3 separate regions of the Homo sapiens genome follow, and all the other regions are linked to region 3. A link is a contact called in ENCODE Hi-C or POLR2A ChIA-PET data. All regions are on one chromosome and are shown on one strand. The core of a region is the stretch at or near the end of the contact, and the rest is flanking DNA. Distances in the headings are between cores, read along the strand shown. Region 1 overlaps DAPK1 (death associated protein kinase 1). Region 2 overlaps DAPK1 (death associated protein kinase 1). Region 3 has its middle 120 kb from the start of DAPK1.

The links. A loop is a pair of places that touch in the nucleus more often than their neighbours do. ChIA-PET counts read pairs that join two places held with the same protein, here RNA polymerase II (POLR2A). Pooled maps may share reads with other maps.
Region 1: a loop to region 3 is called in a pooled map, with 25 times the contacts of the local background. The contact joins two enhancer-like sites. A Hi-C loop is called at or near these places in 1 of 168 maps with a recorded cell type or tissue (PC-9) and 10 of 50 pooled maps. POLR2A ChIA-PET finds 5 or more read pairs at or near these places in 4 of 52 experiments (GM12878, MCF 10A, OCI-LY7 and 1 more).
Region 2: a pooled map shows a loop between it and region 3 (2.9-fold over the local background). The contact joins two enhancer-like sites. A Hi-C loop is called at or near these places in 1 of 168 maps with a recorded cell type or tissue (PC-9), 1 of 37 single-sample maps with no recorded cell type and 3 of 50 pooled maps. POLR2A ChIA-PET finds 5 or more read pairs at or near these places in 2 of 52 experiments (BJ and H1).

What each region holds. Positions count from the first base shown.
Region 1 is chr9:87,534,457-87,538,712 of GRCh38, forward strand. The region is part of intron 2 of DAPK1 (death associated protein kinase 1); the gene reads left to right. Among named protein-coding and RNA genes, the nearest start is that of DAPK1-IT1, 17 kb to the right of the region's middle. Within about 2 kb of position 1,500, at least 2 of the 41 ENCODE cell types and tissues checked have a DNase peak (open chromatin) inside an H3K27ac peak, as active enhancers do.
Region 2 is chr9:87,554,092-87,558,835 of GRCh38, forward strand. The region is part of intron 2 of DAPK1 (death associated protein kinase 1); the gene reads left to right. It overlaps DAPK1-IT1 (DAPK1 intronic transcript 1), which reads left to right. Exons shown (of 2, transcript NR_146781.1): 2 at 1-368. Among named protein-coding and RNA genes, the nearest start is that of DAPK1-IT1, 3.0 kb to the left of the region's middle. RefSeq lists an enhancer at 1,743-1,912. Within about 2 kb of position 2,985, at least 10 of the 41 ENCODE cell types and tissues checked have a DNase peak (open chromatin) inside an H3K27ac peak, as active enhancers do.
Region 3 is chr9:87,372,560-87,376,922 of GRCh38, forward strand. No RefSeq gene overlaps it. Among named protein-coding and RNA genes, the nearest start is that of DAPK1, 120 kb to the right of the region's middle. Within about 2 kb of position 1,557, at least 2 of the 41 ENCODE cell types and tissues checked have a DNase peak (open chromatin) inside an H3K27ac peak, as active enhancers do.

The DNA of each region.
Region 1 (4,256 bases), core at 250-2,749, 160 kb after region 3:
ATTTTGAGTTATTAGTAGGATGCCTTAGTTGGGATTCCATTTCCAACCTGAGGATCAGCAAAAATCATTTTATGCATCTGCAGTGTTCTTGTTAGGTAAGCACTGTTGGGACAGGTAGAGTGAATGGTTTAAATGCTTTCCTGTTAGATACCCTTATTTTTAAAGTGTGAGGTGTCCTTTCTTGATTTCTTTTCTTTTTTTTTTTTGATACGGAGTCTCGCTCTGTCACCCAGACTGGAGTGTAGTGGCGCGATCTGGGCTCACTGCAACCTCCGCCTCCCAGGTTCAAGCAATTCTCCTGCCTCAGCCTCCCAAGTAGCTGTGATTATAGGCACGTGCCACCACGCCTGGCTAACTTTTGTATTTTTAGTAGAGATGGGGTTTTGCCATGTTGGCCAGGCTGGTCTCGAACTCCTGACCTCAGGTGATCTGCCTGCCTCGGCCTCCTAAAGTGCTGGGATTACAGGGATGAGCCACCCCGTCCGATTCTTGATTTATTTTCTGTAATTGATTTGATGTGTGCAAATGTGTTTATCAATAGGAAGAGCACTTTCTGGAAGGCATTATTCAGAAGATTAAAGGAGAAATCCTCACCATCAGTTCTTAGTTTCTTGAAGCCCGTGGTGGAAATGGATACACAGATGACACAGAGACCATCCATTTTTCTGTTTTCTGTGTGTTTCTAGCCCCAGGCAAATCCTGCCAAGCTCTGTCTATTTTAATGGCCCCTGTTTCTGGTGTCACCTCTGGCTTGAGAACTGCATTTCCATTAGCCCCCCTTTCGTTCTCTTTAAGGATGGGGGGATTACTGTTCTCCAGGCATCATCAAGCAGAAAATCAGCACAGAGATGCTTATGAGCATGCTCTATCACACTAGTGTTTTTTAGATTTATTTTAGTGTTTAATTCTAGTATTTTATGGGAAACTAGTCTGTCTTTTGATATTGAATTACATAAAAATTATAAGCCCTGCTAAGCTTTGAGTGTGATTAAAAAACAGCTGAACATTTGAAACTTGGTCTGTATGGGATCCTAATTTGGGGTTCTCATGTGTGAAGGTCTCCTTTGATATCAAATATATAATGTTCCTTTAATGTAATACTGTCTATAAATGTGATTTTTTTTTCTCCAAGAAAGTTTAGTCTCTGCCCTACTTAACCTAAATATATAGCCCACCAGTATTTTATTTCTCTTTATCATAGGAACATAATTCAAGATCTCTTAGATTATGGTGATTCATAAACTTTCTAAATAAATTCTTTGCAAAATCATTAGATAAATATATATTATTTTAAATAAAGTAGGCAACGGTATAGTAATATCCTTCCCCCAAGACACAGAGTTAAGGCAACTTAATATGTTTGTATGTAAGAGGGGAAAAAAAGGTGACACAGATGTAAACCGGAAGGCCCAAGGTTCTTATCTTTGGGCAGAGGATTACATCTGGGTGCTTTTTATTTTCCATTTGCTCATCGGTTTTCTGAAATTTCCACAGCAGACTGTTACCTTGGTAGTGAGAAACAAAATGATACTTGATTTTTCAAAGAGGGTCATTTATACCTGTCCCCAGCCTCTTCCGCCTCCCAAGTGAAATGGGGCTTGCCAGCTGATTCATTTATGTTCTTTCTTGTTTTCTAAGTTAGTATATTGCTCAAAACAGCCCTTGCGAGCTCTAGGAGCTCAGGAGCAGTTTGGTGTCCTCAAAGCAGCCCCTTCCCTAAAGCTACAGCCTCTGGGTTAAGGACATGTAGCAGAGGTACTAGTGTGAGATGTCTGGGTTTTCTGGTTTGTTCTTGGACCCACAAAGCGCAGAGAGCTCCCAAACATGTTCTCAGGATGGGCGAGGGTAGAAGGTGTAAGTCTTGGTGCCTATCTGCAAGTGAAGGTGTTTTTAAGACACCATGTGCGTGAGCATGTGACCCATGTGGTTTATGATGCTGACTTTTTCCTCTGGGGAAATGCGAAATACTTAAAGCTCTTATCTGTCTGTACTGATTTTGAAAGCCAAGAGCCTAAGATTTTGACAATTAGTTAAAAAAAAAAATCTGCAAGTCATGTGGGAATTGTAAAAATCTTATGGGGAATAATAATTTTAACTTAACCAATAAATAACACAATAAAAATTAAAGCACTTAAAATACTGATTTAAGTGCTTTATTTGTTATTGCATAAATAAATAAATCAGGGAGCTGATTTACCCCACCACCCCTACCCATGTCAGACTCAAATTTTACTAGGATTATCTTGTTTCTTTTGCGTATTTATAGCTACTTTTCCTATGTTATTTGCCTTTAGGGCAAATTATATTCTCTTTGAGAATATTTTATTCTTATTTAAATTCTTTATTGTCTTGAATAGGCACAGTAACAATAAATTTATTCAAAATTCAACAATGGGGAAGAACTTTAATTAACCTGATTATTTTATATTTTTCTAGTGGAGTAGTGGTGTTAGTTCTACCATCAGAGCAGTAATAGTTGTTTTAGATTAAATTTTACCTTGAAAAAGTTGATATTGGAGACATGAAGTTTTCTTTTTTTTTTTTTTCTTGAGATGGAGTCTCACACAGTCACCCAGTCTGGAGTGCGATGGCCCAATCTTGGCTCACTGCAGCTCTGCCTCCTGGGTTCAAGCGATTCTCCTTCCTCAGCCTCCCAAGTAGCTGGGATTACAGGCGCCTGCCACCACGCCTGGCTAATTTTTTGTATTTTTAGTAGAGCCAGGGTTTCACTATGTTGGCCAGGCTTGTCTCGAACTCCTGCCCTCGTTATCCTCCTGCCTTGGCCTCCCAAAGTGCTGGGATTACAGGCGTGAGCCACCGCATCCAGCCCCTATGAGGTTTTCATGTGTTTTGGAGGCCCTCTGTAGTGCATCAGTATCCCCCATCACATAGTGTGTACGCAGTCAGCCAGCTCTGCTTGATGGGCTGGGTGTATGGGGAGATGTTTCTGGGTATGGTGTGGGGTTTTGTGTGTGGTGTGTTGTGAATGTGGTATGTGTATGTATACTTGTGTATTTTGTATGTGTAGTTTGGATGAGATGTGCATGTGTGTAGTATGTGACATACATGGTGTATGTGTGTGTATGTGGAATATGGTGTGCATGTCTGGAGTATCTGGCATGTGTGTAGATGTGTAGTGTGTGCGGCATACATGGTAAGTAGATATATGTATGTGGCATATATGATATGATCTGTGTGTGCGCGTTAGTGTGTCTGCAGGAGCATTCGAGAATGCCAGCGAGGATGCATTTCCTATCATCTGTTCTTAATGGAGAAGGATTTCTGGAAGCAGCAGATGGTGTGAAGTGTGCAGCTGTGAAGTTAGAAGAAAATCTTGGTAAGGACCAGATTGGTTCTGGGCAGGAAGGAGTATCCTCATAAAATCAAGCCCCTAAAGCTATAAACATCAGATAGCAGGGCCCGAGGCAAGCGGGGGTTTGAGAGGAGTCACAATGTGCTCTCATTTACAAAAGTAGTGGCTGCCAGCTTTTTATCCAAAATCCCTTAGGAATTACAGTTGTTTTACGGGCCCAAAATGCTTTGTAACTCAGCAGATGGCTTGAAGACTTCAGTATCTTCCCATTTTTACTTTAAGGTCAAAAGGATTCTAATTAAAGTTAAAGCTACAATCTCAATGTCATTGTTTAAATGAATTCACCAAGACAATAGTTGTGGAATCTTTTCAGAGGAAATTTAAGATGTTAATTTCCCACTGAAGTATAGTCTAATAATTGAGCTAAATAATGGCACTAAAGAATGACTTGGGGGTTTGCCCTCTTGGAGTCCATTTATTCTTAAAGAAAGATTTTTCCCTTTAATTATCAAACTAATAATGGCCATTGGAGGTGGGGAACTGGGAAGAAAAAAAATCACCAAAAATTCCACTCCCAAAGAAAATCATTGTAAATATTCAGTCATTTCCCAAGCATATCTGTAGATGTCCGAGTGTGTGTAGATGTCTATTTTGGTTTATTTTGCAGATCTGTGCTCATGTTATATACATAAAAGCTATATCCTTCCATTCGCCTTAAGATTCTATTATTTTCTCACTTTGAAAGGCCTTTAACTGAAGTCCACTGAAATCTTCAACAACACGGTTCATTTGTCTTTGAGACGGGTTGTTAGAACAAAAATTTGAACAGTTCTTTTAAAATACTGAAATAAGTGAGACCCAGTATTGATGGGAATGACTTTCTGCCCAGCTGTTTTCTTGTTGGCTGATTCCATAGGAATTGCCCGCATATGAAAAAGAAAAT
Region 2 (4,744 bases), core at 1,735-4,234, 180 kb after region 3:
CAGCCTTAGCAGGTTCCCAGACCTTAGGTCAGCAATCCTGTTCTAAGGCATACATCACGAGCAGCATTTTGATTTTCATCTGGGGAACTTATAGTTCATAAAGACCTACTGATCCATTAAAATTTCCACTTGATTTTGCCATTAGTAATCTCTTAAACAAGTCCAAGGAAGCCAGAGGAAGTTATTTCTTGAATGCTTTTATACTAGTGCTTTCAAGAGTTCGTGTTGCTGACTCCAGTTTTTAAAATTATTATTCTCATCTTCTGCAATGCCTCGAGGCATGTTTTTAGCTGAATAGCAATAATTATGGGATTGTGCAATACTGGAAGAAGCAGTAAAAATAAAATGTAATACTAAAAAAAAAAAAAGTCTTTACTTCATCTAGGAAATTCAGTTTAAAGAATTTTTACCTCCGGACATAACAGTGACTATGCTGGAACTCTGTCTTTGACTCAAGCCAGAAGATGGATGGGACCACCCTTAGGAGCCTTCCACAGGAAGGCCCTCTCCACAGTAGGACTTAGGGCGCTCATGTAGATCCCTCGGCAGTAATGCGCTAGTTGCTCCTATAGTCAGGAGGCATCTAGGGAGATCGCTGATCTCCATGGCAACCTGGACCCAAATGAGCAAAGTGCCATCAGCTGGCCTCGGCCTGACTGCTCTGGCGGGAGGGAGGAAGCTGATGCTGTCTCCCACCCAGGCCGTGTAGCCATTTCCCCCACCCCCACCGGAGGTCTGAGAGTGTCAGGGCTTCTGCCCTTGGCTTCAGCCAGTTCTCCTGGAGGTCATTAAAGGGAAGCCCTTCTGGTGGCAAGTTCTCTGCCACAATCTACAGTGAGAATCTAATGATGGTATCAGTTGTAGAGGCCCCTTGATCTCTGGAGAGGGTTCTTAGTGCCAAGGAACTTTCTAGAACCATGGAGGAACCCTGCAGGGACCTCTGAAGAGTCCTGAGCAAAGAAGTGGGGAAAGCTGTGTGGGTGTGCACCAGGGTCTCATCACCCTGCCCTCAAGGGCAGCCTCAGTATTATGACTTAAGGACTTGGGGGTTTACATAACATCCCTTTTTGTCAGCAAAGGAAGTTCCTTATTTCTAAACCTCATGGTCCCAGAAAACCCAGTTCCTGATCTAGCTGTCCCGTTAGGGCATTTCCATAATACAGCACGTTCTTAAGCAGACATTAAGTCAGACAATTAGGTCCCAGCTAAGCCTTGTCTTGACCTCTTAAGCAACATATCTGCCCTCCCTTTTGCCTTCTCTCTTTTCCTTCTCTGTCACAGACACAAGGACTAGATGAGAATGACACCCTGGGGCTATCTGATATACTTCCTCAAGAAGTATTAGTAACACAAACAACAACAGAAAAAACAAAGTGAAATTTATTTATCATGAAGCACTTTATTTTATTTAGTTATTTTTTTTTTTTTTGAGATGGAGTTTCGCTCTTGTTACCCAGGCTGGAGTGCAATGGTGTGATCTCGGCTCACTGCAACCTCTGCCTCCCGGGTTCAAGCAATTTTCCTGCCTCAGCCTCCCGAGTAGCTGGGATTACAGGCATGCGCCACCACGCCCAGCTAATTTTGTATTTTTAGTAGAGACAGGGTTTCTCCATGTTGGTCAGGCTGGTCTCGAACTCCCGACCTCAGGTGATCTGCCTGCCTTGGCCTCCCAAAGTGCTGGGATTACAGGCGTAAGCCACTGCAGCCAGAAGCACTTTAAAGCTTATCGTTAAGAACAAATATGCAGTCATGCAAGAGCACACTGTTAACAAATTACCGGCTAACTAAAAGCTAGGCGAGTTCCATATCAATATGATTAAACAATTGCATGGGAAAATTATTATTTAGAGGAATGGAAGTAGTCACTAGTACGTGTTGTCAGTAGCTTCTGTTTTATTCCTAAAAAGACGAATGAGAAAATGAGGTATTATGAAGGAAGAAGCAAGAGTAAATGCCACCATGGTAATTACTGCCCGGGGCATATGAAGAACTGTTTTTTTGTATTCTAATCTCCGTCACCGAAACTCATCAGTGATGCAGGACCCAAAAATAGAAGGACATTTTGGGTGGACATGTAGTTAATAATGACTTATGCAGCCCAGCACCTGTGTGGGCTGGCATTGTTCTAAGTGCTTTTTCCTGTGTTACCTCATTTAATCTTCACAACAGCGCTGTGAGGTTGGTACAAGTATTATGTTGATTTTATGGAGGAGGAAACAGGTGCAGAGAGGCAAGGTACTTTGCCCAAGCTTCCTTTGTCAAAGCTCACAGAGCTGGGGAGGGTGCCCACGTGTGTGTACCTGTACCCACTGTGCATGCTGCCCGTCACGGGCAAAGGGGCTTCCTTTTGCTGTCTTTGAATCATGGATTTATTCAGTGTCATGGGAAGCCATGCATGGGTTAGTATTCTGGCCACATCAGTGAATGCTACAGCCTGGCCCCATCATGCTAATGTCAGGAGGAGTGCGGGGGATTGGCAGAGCATGGGGAGGATGGCGGTCTCCTGCTGAAACTCTGTGGAGTAGCCTCAGCTACCCTTTCACAGAGCAGGGTTTGGTCTCTGAAAGGTGAGGTCTTTCACTTGTGATCATGGTACAAGGCTGTGGTACTTCTCGCTCCAGGAGCTCGCTGGAGAACATATCGAGGCCTGTGTGGCTCCTCAGCCCATACCCTCAGGAGAAGGAATGCTCTCCTCAGGTTTGGAATTGCTTTTCTTGGTCCTTGTTTCTAGTAGGGAGTGAGAATAGACATGAGTTGTGCCTGCTGGGCAGAGCCTTTGCAGGCCAGGCCTCCTGGGCTGCCTTGGGCGTGTTCCTTGAAGAGCCAGTCCTGCAGTTGTGGGTGGGAGAGGAGCTTCTCTGAGATGTGTTATCAGGAACCTTGGCGGAGGTGGGCAGTTGACCTTCGGCTTTCCCCTTGGCCTCTAGGGATTCATATCTCATAAAGAACAGAAAAGAGGAAGGCAGCCTGGCCCTTCCCCTCACCCTTCCCTCTTGGCGGTGTTGCGGGAAGGGAGGAGCAACTCTTCCTCAACATCCTCGAAGCTCAGTGTCTGGCATTGTAAGGCCAGTGGTTTTCAAACCTCTGGGCTCAGAACCTTTGTTCAAAGCAAGTGTTACCTGGCAGCCACACATCCATCCAGGCAGCCCCATGAGGAATGCTCAGATCCATCTGAGAAGAGTCTGGAAACCCACATCTTCATTTCCCACCATGGCCCTGTCAGGGGAGACCCTTTGTCCTGTACCTTCCTGTCGTGTTCTTTCTACGTTTCACCCACTGCCTTCCTCGTCCTTCCAAATTAGATTATTAATCTCATGAAGAAAATACAGCTTTCTTCCTGTGATTCAAAACATCTTTTGTGAGCTCTAAAACCATGCCGATTAAGGAATTATGAATTTAAAATAATATTAAATGGTCAGTAGCTTTTATTGACAAATGATCTTGGGACAAAGCCATTAGATTTTTTTTCTATCTCTTACAGAACCCCCCTCCTGTTAAAACATTACTCATTGAGAAGTGATCCATTAAAAGAAAAATGTGTTGGATTTTAAAAAATACCTAATCCTTGGCAGGGCGCGGTAGCTTATGCTTATAATCACAGCACTTTGGGAGGCCAAGGTGGGTGGATCACTTGAGGTCAGGAGTTCGAGAACAGCCTGGCCAACATGGTGAAACCTCGTCTTTACTAAAATTACATAAATTAGCTCGGTGTGGTGGCATGCACCTGTAGTCCCAGCTACTTGAGAGGCTGAGGCTTGAGAATCACCTGAACCTGGGAGGCGGAGGTTGCAGTGAGCTGAGATGATGACATTGCACTCCAGCCTGGGTGACAGAGTGAGACTCCGTCTGAAGACAAACAAACAAAAAACAAAAACCGAATCCTTTAGCCAGGCGTGTCTCTTGTTGGATAAGTCAGTTTGGAATCTTTTGGATGTTTTCCTTCTTTTACTTGCTCAGCCATAATAAATCTTTCATTTTAATTTTGATCAGCAGCATTGTGAGGTCCTGCCCAGTGTGGTAATGGGCAGTTAGCTTGTCACAGTCCTGTCATCTTGCCAGCCCCTTGAGAGCTGCCAGAAGCTTGTGGTCTGTCTGGTTTCACATGGTGGTCATGGACTCTCTTAGGGACTCACATGTTACTGCACAGTGGGTATGCATCTTGGCCTGTCAGCACCTCTCCCTGAAGCATCCCAGGAGCTATTTACCAAAATGGATCATGCTCTTTTGTCAAGAGCAGGCCACTGGACTGCATTGCACCCCTGAGGATATACCCACAGATCAACGGGACAGAATAAATAAAGCAAGATGAAAAAGAATGAAGGGATCTAGTCGAATAAGCTTTGCAACTAAAAATCTTCCATGAATACAGGATCTCAGAATCACTTGATAATATGCTCCACATACATAAGTACACATATGCACACACACACAGCCGTGTGAGTACAGATACACAAGCTGTAAGGTGGTCATTGCACACCAACGTCCCTTTCGACGAAAACGAACAATTCCTCGATACTAGCTGGTCTCTTGGTTTCTGCTGTTTGTGACTTGTCATTGCAGGGAAGGGCTGTGATGGAGGGAGTTTTTGTTGACTTGGTAGTTCCTGTCTGCAGACCCCTTCATTGCTTCATTGGATTCCTTGGACAGCCTGCTATAGCCACATGGGGGCTCAGTTAGAGCCTGCTCTGTGAGCTGCATCTACCCATTTGGGCTCCCACGTGCAGAAAGCATGATTCCCATGCTC
Region 3 (4,363 bases), core at 307-2,806:
AACGTCGCCCTTAGAGAAAGGCAACACTGGATAAAATATAACTACGTGACCTGCTCTTGCTCCCTGTACGTGCAAATGGCGCAGTCCCCTCAAGCGCTGTTAATGAAATCAGGGAGTGGCACAAGGGCCGTAACCTCCAGGCGGGGAAGGGACCCAACCCACTGAGTGCATTCCCGAGAGACAGAGCCTCCTCTGCTGGGTCCCCATAGCTGGAAATAAAAAGAGATAAAACCAAGCATGAATAATGAGCCTGTCATTCAGGTGTTAGCCTCCACTTTGAAAATTCACTGAAACTATTTCCAAGATAAGAACTGAAAGCCTGAGCTGAGTGCCTCCTCTGCCTTGAACAACTGCGAGGGAATCTAGAGCGGGGGTCCCCTTCCATGAAAGATTACAATTACTCCCACACCTGTGTTTTGCAGGTGGTTTTCAAGAGGGCAGCAAGTGAAAAAATACAATGGGTGAGATGATATGTAAATATAAAATATTAACAAATACACCTAACACAGTATTTGACTTTAACAATTAGGAAAGGCTTTCCTTTACCAACAGCCAACACATACATATATGATACGTGTTAAGATAACACGGCATTGGCCAGGCACAGTGTCTCACACCTATAACCCCAACACTCTGGGAGGCTGAAGTAGGTAGATCACTTGAGGCCAGGAGTTCGAGATCAGCCTGGCCATCATGGTGAAGCCCATCTCTATTAAAAATACAAAAATTAGGCAGGGTGCGGTGGTTCACGCCTGTAATCCCAGCACTTTGGGAGGCTGAGGTGGGCAGATTACCTGAGGCCAGGAGTTCGAGACCAGCGTGGCCAACGTGGTGAGACCCTGTCTCTACTAAAAATGCAAAAATTAGTCGGGTGCGGTGGCACAGCCCTGTAGTCCCAGCTACTTGGGAGGCTGAGGCAGGAAAATCACTTGAACCCGGGAGATGGAGGTTGCAGTGAGCTGAGATTGTCCCACTGTACTCTAGCCTGGGTGACAGAGCTAGACTCCATCTCAGAGTAACTAACTAACTAACTAAATAAATAAATAAAAATAAAAATACAAAAATAAGCCAGGCATGGTGACGCATACCTGTAGTCGCAGCTACTCAGGAGGCTGAGGCAGGAGAATCTCTTGAACCTAGGAGGTGGAGGCTACAGTGAGCTGAGATCGCATCTCTGCATTATAGCCTGGGCAACAAAGCGAGACTCCATCTCAAAAACAAATATATAAACAAATAACATGACATCTTATTTTCTGGGTTCTTCTCACTTCCTTCTCTACTTTGTCTCTGAGTCCATTTTTACATCTCTGAAAATCATTCCGAGGCACTGAGCGATTGTCTGAGGATGTCTGCTACTGTTTTTCACAGCCATCTGCCATCTTTGCTGGCTCTTCATGTTTTCCCTGGACTCTTTTTACCTTGTCTTAGAACTCATCTGAGCCTCAGGGTCTACTTGAGATAGAAACGAGGTGTCTTAGGACAAGCTCTACCCAAGGAAGGAATTCAGGCCACAAGGAGGCTCTGAATGTCCCAGCCTGCTCATCCCTGGGTGAACACAGCTCTGGCTATGATTCAGAGCTCTCCTGAAAGTGTAACCACCCAAGGGGTTCACCTTGCCTGCTGCTTAGACAGAGCTGATTCATCAAGACAGAGGAACTGCAATAGAGAAAGAGTAATTCACGCAGAGCCGACTGTGCGGGAGACCAGAGTTTTATTATTACTCAAATCAGTCTCCCCGAGCTTTCGGGGAGCAGAGTCTTTAAGGATAACTTGGTGGGTGGGGGGAAGCCAGTGAGCCAGGAGTGCTGATTAGTCAGGGATGAAATCGCAGGGAGTCAGAGCTGTCTTCTTGCATTGAGTCAGTTCCTGGTTGGGGGCCACAAGATCAGATGAGCCAGTTTATTGATCTGGGTGGAGCCAGCTGATCCCTCAAGTGCAAGGTCTGCAAAATATCTCAAGCTCTGATCTTAGGAGCAACTTAGGGAGGGTCAGAATCTTGTAGCCTCCAGCTGCATGACTCCTAAACCATAATTTCTAATCACGTGGCTAACGTTAGTCCTACAAAGGCAGTCTAGTACCCAGACAAGGAGGAGGTCTGCTTTGGGAAAGGGCTGTTACCGTCTTTGTTCAAACTATAAAGTAAGTTTCTCCCAAAGTTAGTTCAGCCTATGCCCAGGAATGAACAAGGACAGCTTGGAGGTTAGAAGCAAGATGGAGTCAGTTAAGTTAGATCTCTTTCACTGTCTCAGTCATAAATTTGCAAAAGCAGTTTCAAAAGCTGTGCTTGTCAGTTGGCCTCACATCTGCATGTCTACTTCAGTGGCTACAAAATTTCTAGAGCTTAGCACCTTTCTCCACTTTTGTTGGACACCTGGCTCATCCCACAAGTACTTCTGCAAATATAATTTTTATTTAAGTTGTTTACTTTCCTCAGAAACTAGAGCATCATTGAGGGAGCAAATGTCTGTAAAACATTTAGGGAGCAAATGTCTCAATCCCGAGGCTGAAGCATGAAAGCCTGACACTGCTCCAAAGTACGAGCTTGCTCTCATGACAACTTTAGGTTCAAGATCAACAGTTGGTGATATTTAGGGAAGGCCTTGCTTTGTTTTGGTGTGTAGTTAAGCATCACTCCTGTTGAAGAGTTTTACACACACACACAGACACACACACACACTAGAGAAATACAGAGAGTAGAAGGTAGATACGCAGGTATGCAGAGTATGTGGAGATACAGCATCAAGGTCAGAAACATCACTGGGGTCCAAACTCAAATGGCTTCACAGCCTTCCAAGGAACATTAATGTGTAAATGTGGTTGGGGGTGGGGGGGTGCGGGAAAGAGGACAATAGGGAAAGATAAGAGCTGCACGGGAGAAGAGAGTGCCCAAAGTCTTCAAATTTCAATGATTTTTAATTCATACTTTGAGACATATCTGCAGGCAGCAGAGGCTTGAAGATCACAGCCTGAGACATCCTGATTCTGTCATGCTGCCAGAACATTGCCTCCTCTACTGCTGTTGTTGGCACTAAACCTTACTGCCCAGACTGCCATCCAATTAGTAATAGGATTCATCAACACTTTTGAATTAAGTGAGGGGGGAGGTACAGAAAGATGTCATTCATTCATGCCCACCATCATAGGAGATGCAACCTTCATAAAATAAATCCATGCCCTCAACCAGCTAGGGAACAATGTGGGGACGTAGGGTTTGTAAATAAGGGCCGGATTACAAAGCAGTGCAGGATCAGTGTAAACAAGCCTGGCATGGAAAAATACCCATCATGGGGTGTGAGAGTATGATGGATTCTTTCCAGATGTGGTCAACTAGAAAAACATTACGAAAATATTTGGGGCCGGGCACAGTGGCTCACACTTATAATCCCAACACTGTGGAATGCTGAGGCAGGAGGATTGCTTGAGCCCAAGAATTCATGACTAGCCCAGGCAACACAGAGAGACCCCGTCTGATAAAAGAAACTATCCGAGCATGGTGGTACACAGCTGTAGTCCCAGCTACTTGGGAGGCTGAGGAAGGAGGATCACTTAAGCCTAGGAGTTCAAGGTTGCAGTGAGTTCTAATCATGCCATTGTACTGCAGCCTCAGCAACAGAGTAAGCCCCTGCCAACCCCCACCCCCAAAATTGGGATTTTTTACTGTGCTTGAAAAAATAAGTCGGATTTTAGAGAGAGAGTAGTGTAAGGTCAGTCTTCTCATTTATTGCAAAAACTATTATTTCAGACATTAAAATTACAAATGGACATTCACGCTGCCTCCACAGACCAACTGAGCTTATCTATGGAGCTTGATAAAGATGACAAAAAGAGTTAATGAAAAAGGTTTCTGAAGTCTGGAATGAAATCTAGAGGTGGGTTCTAGGAGCACAGATGACCCAGATTAAAGAAAACAGACAAAGCTGTGTAGACAGCTCTTCCCTATCACTGTGAAATCTGCCAGAGAGCCCAGACACCACTCCTGATCTCCCAGCTACAACAGCAGTACCAACAGCTTGGATAACTCATCCCAAGGAGAGTCTAAACTATCCAGAAAGTATAGATCTGTCAAAATATTTGTGTAAGCTTGGCAATTTTGAGCTGCTTATTAATAGGTTTTTTTCCAACTCAATTTTCAGTGCAAAGTTCCATAATTAACCTTCCAACAACACTTCATTTTGGTTGGAGTTAAAAATCTTCACAAAATAAATAGAATTCCTGGTATAGCTACGATCTGAGGGCCTTTAAATGATTCGCATGCAACATCCTGCCTTCATCATTGTAATTGTGAGGGTTCTTGGATTACAAGCAACCAAAACCAGATCAAACTAATTTAAGTAAAAATAGATTCTATTGGCTCATAGAATGG